4 separate regions of the Homo sapiens genome follow, and all the other regions are linked to region 1. The links are chromatin contacts, found by Hi-C or POLR2A ChIA-PET in ENCODE. All regions are on one chromosome and are shown on one strand. The core of a region is the stretch at or near the end of the contact, and the rest is flanking DNA. Distances in the headings are between cores, read along the strand shown. Region 1 overlaps LINC00518 (long intergenic non-protein coding RNA 518). Region 2 has its middle 640 kb from the start of TFAP2A-AS2. Region 3 has its middle 830 kb from the start of HULC. Region 4 has its middle 870 kb from the start of HULC.

What was found. Hi-C counts contacts between places; a loop is a spot of excess contacts on that map. ChIA-PET counts read pairs that join two places held with the same protein, here RNA polymerase II (POLR2A). Pooled maps may share reads with other maps.
Region 2: a pooled map shows a loop between it and region 1 (4-fold over the local background). The contact joins two enhancer-like sites. A Hi-C loop is called at or near these places in 2 of 50 pooled maps. POLR2A ChIA-PET finds 5 or more read pairs at or near these places in 4 of 52 experiments (A549, GM10248, MCF 10A and 1 more).
Region 3: a pooled map shows a loop between it and region 1 (3-fold over the local background). The contact joins two enhancer-like sites. A Hi-C loop is called at or near these places in 2 of 50 pooled maps. POLR2A ChIA-PET finds 5 or more read pairs at or near these places in 4 of 52 experiments (BJ, MCF 10A, PC-9 and 1 more).
Region 4: a loop to region 1 is called in a pooled map, with 2.5 times the contacts of the local background. The contact joins two enhancer-like sites. A Hi-C loop is called at or near these places in 13 of 168 maps with a recorded cell type or tissue (CD14-positive monocyte, Calu3, GM12878 and 8 more), 1 of 37 single-sample maps with no recorded cell type and 10 of 50 pooled maps. POLR2A ChIA-PET finds 5 or more read pairs at or near these places in 7 of 52 experiments (BJ, GM12878, HEK293T and 4 more).

The regions. Positions count from the first base shown.
Region 1 is chr6:10,428,177-10,431,083 of GRCh38, forward strand. LINC00518 (long intergenic non-protein coding RNA 518) reads right to left here. Exons shown (of 3, transcript NR_027793.1): 3 at 1-2,137. It overlaps LOC107986564 (a long non-coding RNA gene), which reads left to right. Exons shown (of 2, transcript XR_001743960.1): 2 at 1-105. Among named protein-coding and RNA genes, the nearest start is that of MIR5689HG, 4.7 kb to the right of the region's middle. Within about 2 kb of position 1,600, at least 4 of the 41 ENCODE cell types and tissues checked have a DNase peak (open chromatin) inside an H3K27ac peak, as active enhancers do.
Region 2 is chr6:9,764,973-9,767,672 of GRCh38, forward strand. It overlaps the pseudogene OFCC1. Among named protein-coding and RNA genes, the nearest start is that of TFAP2A-AS2, 640 kb to the right of the region's middle. Within about 2 kb of position 1,364, at least 2 of the 41 ENCODE cell types and tissues checked have a DNase peak (open chromatin) inside an H3K27ac peak, as active enhancers do.
Region 3 is chr6:9,480,547-9,483,551 of GRCh38, forward strand. No RefSeq gene overlaps it. Among named protein-coding and RNA genes, the nearest start is that of HULC, 830 kb to the left of the region's middle. Within about 2 kb of position 1,670, at least 5 of the 41 ENCODE cell types and tissues checked have a DNase peak (open chromatin) inside an H3K27ac peak, as active enhancers do.
Region 4 is chr6:9,519,274-9,522,226 of GRCh38, forward strand. No RefSeq gene overlaps it. Among named protein-coding and RNA genes, the nearest start is that of HULC, 870 kb to the left of the region's middle. RefSeq lists enhancers at 1,079-1,158, 1,565-1,614. Within about 2 kb of position 1,643, at least 3 of the 41 ENCODE cell types and tissues checked have a DNase peak (open chromatin) inside an H3K27ac peak, as active enhancers do.

The DNA of each region.
Region 1 (2,907 bases), core at 350-2,849:
AAATCTGACTTGTGATGTTGTGATTAAATAGCGGCCTGGCTCAAACTGCCCAAAGAGAGGGAATTCACTATGAGTTCCACAGTTTTATCTTGAGGAAGAAACTAGCAGAAACACAGAATTTTAGAGCCTTAGAGCTCTCATTACAAAATGGCCCTCACTATAAAGTGGCATATACTGAACCCAGCTTAGATGTGTGTACTGAGCCCAGTACAAATGTATATAGTGAACCCAGAGCTCTCATTACAAAATGCCTCTCACTATAAAGTGGCATATACTGAACCCAGCTTAGGTGTGTGTACTGAGCCCAGTACAAATGTATATACTGAGCCCAGAGCTATTCAGCTTGTTGGTGGTGGGGGTGGTTAGGATTAGATGACAACACCTATTCTCGAATGAGTTAGTCTATGATGCTGTGTCCTAGATTGTGCTCAAGATTAAAAACCTGATTAAAAGACCTTTTTGACTGAAGAGTGTTCTTAAACCTTAGCATCCAATCTGCTTTAAACAGGTTGCAATTAAACATAATGCTATGTGTTCATTGTTAATTGCAGACAGGAAATGTCCAGTGTTGATAGAAATTACCTCTAAAGTCTTGATTCTGGAAGAAGCTAGAGAAATGGCTCTTGGATTTCTAATACTGGCACTTCTTTGGTGACTGTTTCCCATGAATTACCTCAACTTGCACTGAAAGCCACAAGAAAACCAAAAAATGCAAACTACAAGCCTGAATATGCCTACAGATTACCTGTGTCTTTAATGTGTCTTGAGCAGTTTGGATACATGCTTGATATTTTGTGGCAACAAAATACTAGTGCCAGACCTGTATACCTATGTAACAAACCTGCACGTTCTGCACATGTATCCCAGAACATAACATATAATTTTAAAAAATTCAAAAATAAATAAATAAAATTTAAAGACTCAAAAAAAAAAATACTAGTGCCAGGACTCCACTTTTAGTATCACTTTTCATATTTTAGTATTTAGTATTATCATTTTATCTTTCAATGTATTAGTGAAGCTTCTACGGTATTGTTCTGTCTTTTCAAATCAACAGGTGATAGTAGGAAAGCAGGAATAATCTCCCAGGAATCATTATTTTATTGAGAGTTATTAGGGAGTAATAAGAAACTTGACAATAAGAGTGGAAACATTAAATCAAGGTGGGGGGAAAAAAGAAGTATCTACCTAAAGAAAATGTTTTATTCATCAATAATCATAACAATGGAAATGGATTATGAAAACAGCTAAAGGAAATCTTCACCAATAAGTTTGACTATATTTATTCCAGTCTCTGTGACACCAAATCTCATGATTTTCTAAAAAGATGTGACTCAAAATTAGCAAACACTGCAAAGAAGACACACGTGCTATTTATGAGTGCTTTTAAGTCTCTTAGCAGAGACACATTTGGAAGCTAAATGGAATCACAGTGACTAAAACTTTTTCTGAAATCCCCAATCCGATGTTGAAGCACATGGCTCAGAAACAATCTCAATATCATCAAATAACTAAACCACAAAAAAGAAAAAGAAGCTCTCAAATATCCCTTTCCCAAACGTTTCCCAAATGTATACACATATGTAGACAGTAGAGGCTAGAACTGGAATTGTTTTTGCCTAAACATTTGCTGCCCCCACGTGTCCCTTTAGAAAACTGAGTGTTAAAGCTAAATCATGTTCATTAGCACCTTCTATACAGCATTCGCAGGTTAGGTACGCTTAAGTGTGATCACAGAAACAGCCCAGTGTTGGTAGAAAGTACCAGAGACAGGGCGGGGAAGCAGGGAGGGAAGAAGCTGACTTTTGCCACAGACTCCTGGGGTAATCCCCAGTAATTACATAAGGTCCATGTGTCTTTGTCTCTTCAAACTTGAAATGGGTGGCAGGCTGGTGGGACGGGACGAGTAGCCAGATTTTCACTAAGGTTCCATCTAGCTCTAATATTTGGTCACTCTCATTGAGGATGATAAAAGAGAAGTAGGGAAACCCAGTTATCCCATTTCTGGCTAAGTCGTCACTTTGGAGGTGTGGCCAAAAACTCATGAATGAACTTCCTGTTTCATCACTCGAATCCATTACCTCGGTTCTCTGTCATCTTGACAAACTTGCTTCCCAATGTCTGAGTGGCTCTGAGCCTAAGGAGACAAGAAGGAGTTTGTTTTCTTTAATGTCCAACAATTATACATTATACAGTATCCTGCTCATGACTACAAAAATGAAAATCATCTTCCACGTTTATAGTGTGTATCAGTAGCAGGTGCCTCAACACCTCAACAGCTCTGACTAGTTTTTTTTTTTTTTTTTTTTGAGACAGAGTCTCACTCTGTCACCCAGGCTGGAGTGCAGTGGCACAATCTCGGCTCACTGCAACCCCCGCCTCCTGGGTTGAAGCAAGTCTCATGCCTCAGTTGGGACTACAGGCACACACCACCACACTCGGCTAATTTTTGTATTTTTAGTAAAAACAGGGTCATCATGTTGGCCGGGCTGGTCTCGAAATCCTGGCCTCAAGTGATCCACCTGCCTTGGCCTCTCACAATGCTGGGATTACAGGCGTGAGCCACCTCGCCTGGCCACTAGTTCTTAAATCTCCACAATACCATGATCAGCATGGCAAAGCCATTCTCTCCCTATTCCAGTTTTGTTCAACTCTCAGGCAACCACATGTTTAAAGAAAGGCTGGGTCCCTCCCTTGCCCAAGGGGGTGAATTTTGATTCATCTAAGAGAGATATTAGTTTTATCCTGATCACCATCTACGAAGACATGTAACTTAAAAATTCAAAGCCCCAAAGGCAGGAAATGCAAACTTTTAGGTTAACTAGGTGGATTTTCAAACATTTTCTCCATTACCAGATGGTCTAATATTTAACTGAATAGAAAACAGATTTATAGTGTGAAAAATAT
Region 2 (2,700 bases), core at 114-2,613, 660 kb before region 1:
ACTGTTTCTAAAGATGGCCACACAATATCTTCCATTCCAACATGCCCTTTTGCAATATCACCTTTCCACTCCTGCATCAAGAGGGAAGTCTATTCCTTCTCTTGCTAGCCTTGAGACTTATTTTGACCAAAAGAAGAGCTTTCCATTATGTCTTGCCTGAATTCCCAGCCCTCAGAATTGTGAGCAAATAAAATGGTTGTTTCAAGAAATGAAGCCTTGAAAGTGGTTTAGTGATTTAGCATGACCAAAATGCATAAGGAGCTCAGCGTGGAGAGGGAAACAAGCATACAAATATCTTTAAAATAATGCGAGTGTTCCCATATTTATTGCAGCATTATTCACAATAGCCAAGATACACAAGCATCCTACATGTCCATTGATGGATGAATGGATAAAAAATACAGCATATAAACACAACTGAAATACTATTTAGCCTTACAGGAGAAGAAAGTTCTGTTATTTGTGACAACACAGATGAACATGAAGGACATTATGTTAAGTGAAATAAACTAGGCACAGAAAGAGAAGTACTGCATGATCTTATTTATATGTGGAATCTAAAAAGTTGAGCCTACAGAAGCAGAGAGTAGAAGTATGATTACCAGAGGCCGAGGAATGGGGAGGTTGGAATGTTGTAGGTCAAAGGATACAAAATTTCAGTTGGACAAGAAGAATAAGTGCAAAAGTCCTATGGTACAAGATGGTGACTACAATTAATAGCAATATATTGTATACTTGAAAATTAGTAAGAGAGTGTTCCCACAAGAAAAACATAATTATGAGAGGAAATGCATATGTTAAATACTTTGACTTAACAATTACAAAAAGTATACATAATTCAAAGCATCACGTTATACACCATAAATATATACATTTTTTACTTGTCAATTAGAAAATAAATGACTTTTAAAATTTAAAAGTACTGTGAGTGGCATCACGAGAGAGCAGCGGAGAAGCATTTAAGTCAGTGTTGAGCAGAGGTGGGCAAACTTTTTTGGGAAAGACCCAAATAGTAAATAATTTAGGTTTTGTGGGCCACACTGTCTTTGTCTCAAGGACGTAATTCTGCCATTGCAGAGGAAAACAGCCAAAGACAACACATAACCAAATGAATGTGTCTGAGTTCCAATTAAACTTTATTTACAAACGCAGAGGGAGAACAGGATTTGGCCCCAGGAGCTGTAATTGCCAGCATCTGGCCTTCTTAGAGCATCAGAGGACACCAACTGAAGGCATAGTGCCTGAGAGTAAAGCATCTTAAAGGATCAATCAGGAACTGAAGCTCTGAGATCCTGGGAAACCCTTCAGCCTTTTAACTTAACACATAAGATAATAACCGCATTGTGACACTGCATATTCTAGACTCTGAAAGGTCATTCCCAAAGGGCAACAGGGAGCTGAGTCATCAGAGAAGGCCTGGAAAACAGGAGAAATGGAAGAGCTGGGAGCCTGAGGGCTTAATGAAGCTTTTCCTCCAGCCCTGGTGAACCCCGAATAAGAACTAAGAACTTAGCATATGACTCACCAGAAGCTCCAGCCCTCTCATTGCATTAGTCTGTTCCCACGTTGCTACAAATATACTACCCAAGACTGGATAATTTATAAAGGAAAGAGATTTAATTGACTCACGGTTCAGCATGGCCAGGGAGGCCTCAGGAAACTTACAATCAGGACAGAAGGGGAAGCAAACACATCCTTCTTCACAGGGTGGCAAAAAGGAGAATGAATGAGTACTCAGTGAAGGGGGAACCCCCTTAGAAAACCACCAGATCTCATGAGAACTAACTCACTATCGGGAGGACAGGAAGGGGGAAACTGCCCCCATGATTCAATTATCTCCAGCTCGTCCCTCCCACAACACATGGGGATTATGGGAACTACAATTTAAGATGAGATTTGGGTGGGAACATAGCCAAACCATATCACTCATCTACATACATCAAAGTAAGCACCTAAAACCTCTGTTCTGGAAGTTATTTTATTGAATCTAATCTAACAAGTATGTCACTACTCCCCTTAGAGACTATCACAGAGTTTCTGAAGAATAGGGAGCATGCCTTTTTCTTACTAGCAAATAGCATCTCTTGTACATGTTTTCTTTCTAGGAGAGCCATGCGTGTTTCTTGTCTTTGAGCTCTGTAGCTTCCCTTTATGCCTGATGCTTCTCAGTCACAGACCCTGCTTCTCTTAATCTGGAAAACAACTCACTCTTTGGCCTGAATACCACACTCTGGCAGCATCAGGAAAGCACTGGTGAAAGCATTTAGAGTTCTAAGTTAAGATCAATGGGAGTTCTAAAAAATGTGACTGGGCACAGGAAACTTGAGCTGATACCATGTTTTCCGATGGTGGTTCCAGGATGGAAGAGTGAAAGTAAATTCTGAGAACCAAATCAGATAAATCCCCAGTGGAAAAAGAATTTCAGGAATAGATCTTGGGGTGGGCAGGGAGGCCATGGGTAGGTATGAATGACTTTGACTAGGTACCATCTCTTCTTTCCAAGGTCACTCTTCATGTCACATGGCCACTGTCATTCCTCCTCACCACCATTGATGGACACCACCATTGCAAAATTCTGTACTCCTTACCTCTGAGAAGATCCATTGCCCACTCTTTCATGCTTTTTTTTGTTTGTTTGTTAGGAAACAGGAAAGGTTCCCTTGTCCCCTTGCAGGGCATGCAATGGGGATGTGGCTTGCT
Region 3 (3,005 bases), core at 420-2,919, 950 kb before region 1:
CATGAAAATTCTTTTTTATGTGCATACGAAAACATGTCTTTGAAACATCTTGCCAAAGGCTTCTTCGTCTTCTGGTTGTTATATAAAAACATGGTCATCCCAAAGGGGCGGAAAAAAAAAAAAAAAAACCAACTGTGTTCCACCTTAATCAGATTCACAATCATGTCCTAATGTAATTTGTCCTAATCCATTTCGGAGGAAGACAACCATTTATGATTCCCAGAGACGTGTGGGAATAAATGTGGCTATACGCAAATTCCCTAGGTGCTCTGTATACTATATTTACTAGTTCATAAAAAAGCTAACTACATTTCTGAAAAGAAAGCTTTACAGATGCAATGTCTGTTCTAAATACAAAACCCTACTCTGTCACCCCACAGTCATATGGTCCTTATCTGTTTGCCATACACAAACTGTATTCTGGATTACAGTAACTTAGTTTATAATAAAAAGCACACACATTACTGTATTAGCCTAATCGTATATGTCAATGTTTGAGAGACAGTCCTATTTTTAGTTTTACTGGGAAAAGATAGGTAACACTTAGCATAGTAAGTAATAAATTACCCTGTAGTAAAATAGAAAATGATTGGTTCCTGATTTTTTCCCCAATGCCTTGGAAGATAAATACGTTAAGTGGCTTGTTAAAAAACCCAGCATAATTTTGTTTCTGAGATGCTATTGCGGAGAATGCTTCTGAGGGTATTGAATCTACAAGTTTATTCTGCAATGAAATCCTTTTTCATGGATTTTATTGTTCATTATAAGCATGTTATTACAAAAGCAATGTTTCCTATAAACAGAACTGGGACTAGATGACACATTACTGAAGCAAGCCAGAAATGTAAATAATCAAACGGTTTTTGTTTACTTTTCTGCAATGATCATGAAATCATACTGACCTAACATCTTATCATTTATTTATTTATTTTTCGTGTGATATACTTTTTTCTTTATCTCTAGTGCCATTCAATGGTCGTTTGTAGCTAAATGAACTCTGCTTTGCTCTCTTGGGCTACAGAAACTCTATTGTTTCACTTAGTCAATGATGTGGTTTCAAAGGCCATAGAGTACTCCTTATGGAAGTTTTAGGGATAGCATAATTGCTCACTGTTATCAGTGAAAGCGATCTTTGAGGACATCTGGGAATCTGATCTTCCCTCAAAACTAGGACAAATCATGAGTAAACTGATCGACAAACATGATCATTTGTAATTGAATTAAAACAAAGTAACATCTAAATCTAAATAACAAAGCTTCTCTAGGCCATGAATAGAGAGATATTCAGCTATTTAACTTTTTAAATAGCTCTGTTGACCATACCTCTGGTCAACATTAAAGCTTAAGTATCAGGTCCCCGACTCTCTAAATACTTGGCAAATGAACATCACCTACTCCTCTTCCCCACTGCTACTTACTCCACCTAAGAAATACCTTAATCCTTCATCTAGTATTCTTCTCTCCATCTTCCTCGGGCTTCCTCTCAAGAGTCCCCAATGTCTTCTTGAGAGATAATTATGCCTGTAGCTCAGGGACTCAAAGTAATCACCAGGCTTGGCATGAAAGAATGCTGGAATGCAAACTGAAGTGCGAAGCAACAAAGATTCAGTGCAGATATTATGAAAAGGGAATGCATTATAGCAATTACTCAGTTGGCCTGATTTCTGCCAGCCTACAGGATACAGCAAAGAGGCCAAAGCATAAACACCACCTAGTATTAGTCATCATGACTCATTGACATTTGGTGTTCAGGACCCAGTGGAAGTCTTTGCATAGAGATCTAGAAGCTTTGGTAACAAAGCTTCTAGAAAAGAAAAACAAAGCTCATAGACTTTTTGGCTTTTATTCAGTATAACATCAACTTCTCCCTGTGTCTCCCTTTAAAGTTGGAGGTTACAATACGTAGCTGTGTTTAGAGAAGCTTAATCATAAAATATCATGTAAAGTTGTGAAGTGCTGCTAGAGTGAACAGTTAGTTCGTTTAATGAGAGTCAGTTGCAACTGACAATGAGGTTGAGAGTGTGATTGCTGCTTGGGCTGCAGGCACTCACGCTGTCACAGTCTATAACCCGAATCCCCACCAGCCACCTATTAATGCTTGATTTTTATCACAGGGGATGAAGAAAATAGCACAGAATCATCAACATAACTTGAGAAAATTCTAAGTACAAATGTAGCCTGCATCATCAAAAAGACATGACAAGGAGGAAAAGGGGAAAACTATACATGTTTTGGAAGAAAGTTCTAGCTTTCCTAGAACTGGCCTCATTTGCCTCAAACAGTCCTAGTGTATGTGATTTTCCTGAAGTCATTATCAATTTCACTCTGAAATTGAACCAGTTTGCACAATGAATTATACAGTCTCATTCTCACTTTATCCAATTTGACATGACTCAGAAGTGTGAGAAAGCAGATTTATTTAGAGCATCTTTGATGTGTCTTGTGTTTCACATGTGCTACATAAAGAATCTGTATTAACTGTATTATTTAAACAAAGTAAAGCAATACATTCTATTGGATGGTGTCAATACACAGCGATGAAGGTGCTTAATTACATAAAGGATCATTACTTTTAATAATCATGTAAGTATTTTAATCCTGATTTTAGTAGTTTTCTAGCAATTTTTCATAAGTTACATAAAGTTACTGGAAAAGGATTCTTAGAAGTGAAACTTACAGAATTAAAAAAAAATTCTAAACTCTAGATGAGCCAAACTGTTTCACTTATTCTGACCCCTAACATCCACACAGCTGAATGGAGATAACCAAAATTATCCGATGAACTGTCCCATGTCCCAGTTGGTAGCTTAAGGCACTGAATAATGGAATCCATTGAGTGCTAAATACATCAATTATCTATTATAATTGTTATAATAATTCTGTTATAATTGTTCTGAACACTGGCAACTTTAATTAAGGAACAAGGTTGTAGTATTGGATAATGTTATGAGCTAAAAGACAATTGTTTCTAGTTTTCTTTTCTATAATTTTTTTGTGCCAGACAT
Region 4 (2,953 bases), core at 393-2,892, 910 kb before region 1:
ATTTATAAGTAATAGCATTTATTTAGACTGGTTTTAAACTGTTATTCTTCTTTTTTATGCAATTAGTTTTTACACAGGACATAAATAAAATTAGCATCTATACCATTAGGTATCTTAAGGAAAATGCTGAACTGCAATTTTCTTTGTTTCTTGGATGAAACAAAAATCTATATATATATATACACACACACACACACACATATATACATATATACACACACATATACATATATATATACTGTGATTAGTATAATTAGTTGTGTGCACTGTCACACGAATGTGGAAATTTTCTTACAATTATTTAATTATCTACATTTCTGATGATATTCATTGATCTACCTGTATCGACTCTTACTTCAATCTATTCTCTTTTAAATATCATCAAGTATATGACATTCAGATTATGCTAACTTTACTAACTCTAAGTTCTTACAAAGATGATTAATTTCTTCTGCATGAAAATTTTAGCCTCTAAACATCGACTAAACCCATTTGGACATATATTTCCAATGATGACTAAATGCACTGATATATTTTATCTAAACAGAAATTCAAAATAACTTCTATATCCCATAGCCCTTACCATCAGTCTTAGTAAAAACAGATCAATAGAAAACAGTATAGCAGAACAGCAAACATAAATACTGAAACCTTATTTGTAGATCTTTGCTATAAATGTAACACCCACCACACACAGGGAGAGATACTGGAAATAGCTTTCTTCTGTAATAAGTACACTGCTCCTTGGGAGAAAGGTAAACTGCATTATGAGATTAAGATCAACACAATGAAGTTACTTTCTAAGGGTCTCATACACCCAAGTTTATGTTGAGGAGGAAAATGTCCTTTTGGTAATTGAACTAAAAATCTAATGGACATGATGGATGCTTGATTGTGTCCAAATGGCATGAAAGCATCCTAGGAATTCCATACAGAATTCAGTTAACTATTTTATGAAAGTGGGAGAAAAAATCGAAATAAAAATTGAATTTCAAAAAATTGAAATTGAAATGTGAAGTGAATTGATCAGCTACTGTTTTAGTCTGTTTTGCATTGCTATAAAGGAATCCCTGAGACTGAGTAATTTATAAAGAAAAGAGGTTTATTTGGCTGACAGTTCTGCAGACCATACAAGCATGGCACCAGCATCTGCTTGGCTTCTGATGAGGCTTAAGTAACTTACAATCATGGTGGAAGGCAAAGGGGGAGCCAGCATATCACATGACGAGAGAGGAAGCAAAAGGGAGATGACAGGCTGTTTAAAGAACCAGCTCTCCCGTGAACAAACAGAGCGAGAACTCACTTATTACTGCGGGGACAGCACCAAGCCATTCATGAGGGATCCTCCCCCATGAACCAAACACCTCCCACAAGGACTGCCTCCAACATTGGTCACATTTCAATGTGAGATTTGGAGGGGACAAATATCCAAACCATATCAGCTGTTTTGGAAACATGTAGCTCAGAACATTATGGTGATTGGATTTTAACATTTCGGCTCAAATATAAAACATGGGCTAATATGAAATCCAGGCATATCACCATATAAACAGAAGTCTCATCTTGATTTCAAAGATTTTTTTCCTGCATTAGTAGCCCATTATTGTTCTGTATGTGTCTCAACCGTTTGTCTTAATGTGTCAAATTTACAACGTTGCTAAGAATATGAGTCACATCCTTAAATACCACATATTCATGAAAAAATCCTCGGAAAGTGAGTCATTCAATGAACTATTGGGGGAAATTTTTAAACTTAATAAAGAATACCTTTTTAACAGGATAACTTGTTTCTCTTCTGACTGCCATGATTCTGTCTCACAGACTTCCACAGAAAATATCAAAGATTTTAGCTGAATAAATAAACAAAAGACCAGGCAGATAAACTGACTTCTCAGGCCCAAGGTAGTGACCTGTGTGACAATTTGGTCTTGGAGGCCTGATGTGAAAACCTCTTGCAGCCTCTGGGTAACGATGATTTGATTCCTATCTCCCCCATAGCCATTCTCAGCCTCTCACCTTGTGGGCTTTCCCTATGCACTGCACATAATCGGCAAATCAGTGGGGTTTTCCATTTCTGTCTCTTCTTCATAATTTGTTTTTCCCCTTTACTAATCTATTCAGTTCTCCAGCCCACTCACGTGATTTTGCATGATAAAGTTACAACAGGAAGACTATTAAAATAGCAGCAAATACTTTCTTTAAGCCAGGTGTATGTCATCTTTTGACACATATTGTCTCTCTTGATTATCACAACAACCATCCCAGGTAACTATTATTATTATATTATTAATCCCATTTTACATGTATAAATGTTACACCAAAGAAACATAACTTGCAGGATAATCAAAGAAGGATTTTATTTTGATCTTTCATGTGTATTATATGGGGCTTGTTTTTCCCCTATGCTTGGATGCAATTTTTGACAAGTCCTCTGGTTTTTCTGCTTACAGGCAAATAATGAAATCAGTTTCTGTTCAGTGATTAAAAAGATCATCTCCACATAGTGGTACCATCCTCAAATTTAATAAGTAAGGGCTTCTTGCCATTGTCCAGCCCAGGCCTGTGTAGTAAGAGGGCTGGTTACTCTCCCCTCCCCTGCCTTATACATTACCTCCTCTTCTCCATCCCACCGAGCTTGGTTTCGGACCCTCCAGAATGGGAGAGAGGGAGAAGTTTGGGCAGAAGGGAGAAGAGCAAAACGTCTTATTAGATTAATATTGTTGGGAAATTGCATTGGTTCTTGAACTTGGCAGATATTTTATGTGACTCTTTTGTGGGTCATTTCTAGTGCCTCCTCTTACATTGTTAAGGATTCGTCTTCAGCAATTACTTTAATTTATGCAAATACAACTCTTCCTGTAGGTCACATGGTCACAGTGTCCCTAACGGTCTAGATCAGTGGCCTTGCCTGTGTACACAGCCCTGTAGAATCTCAGGCCTACCGTCATCATAA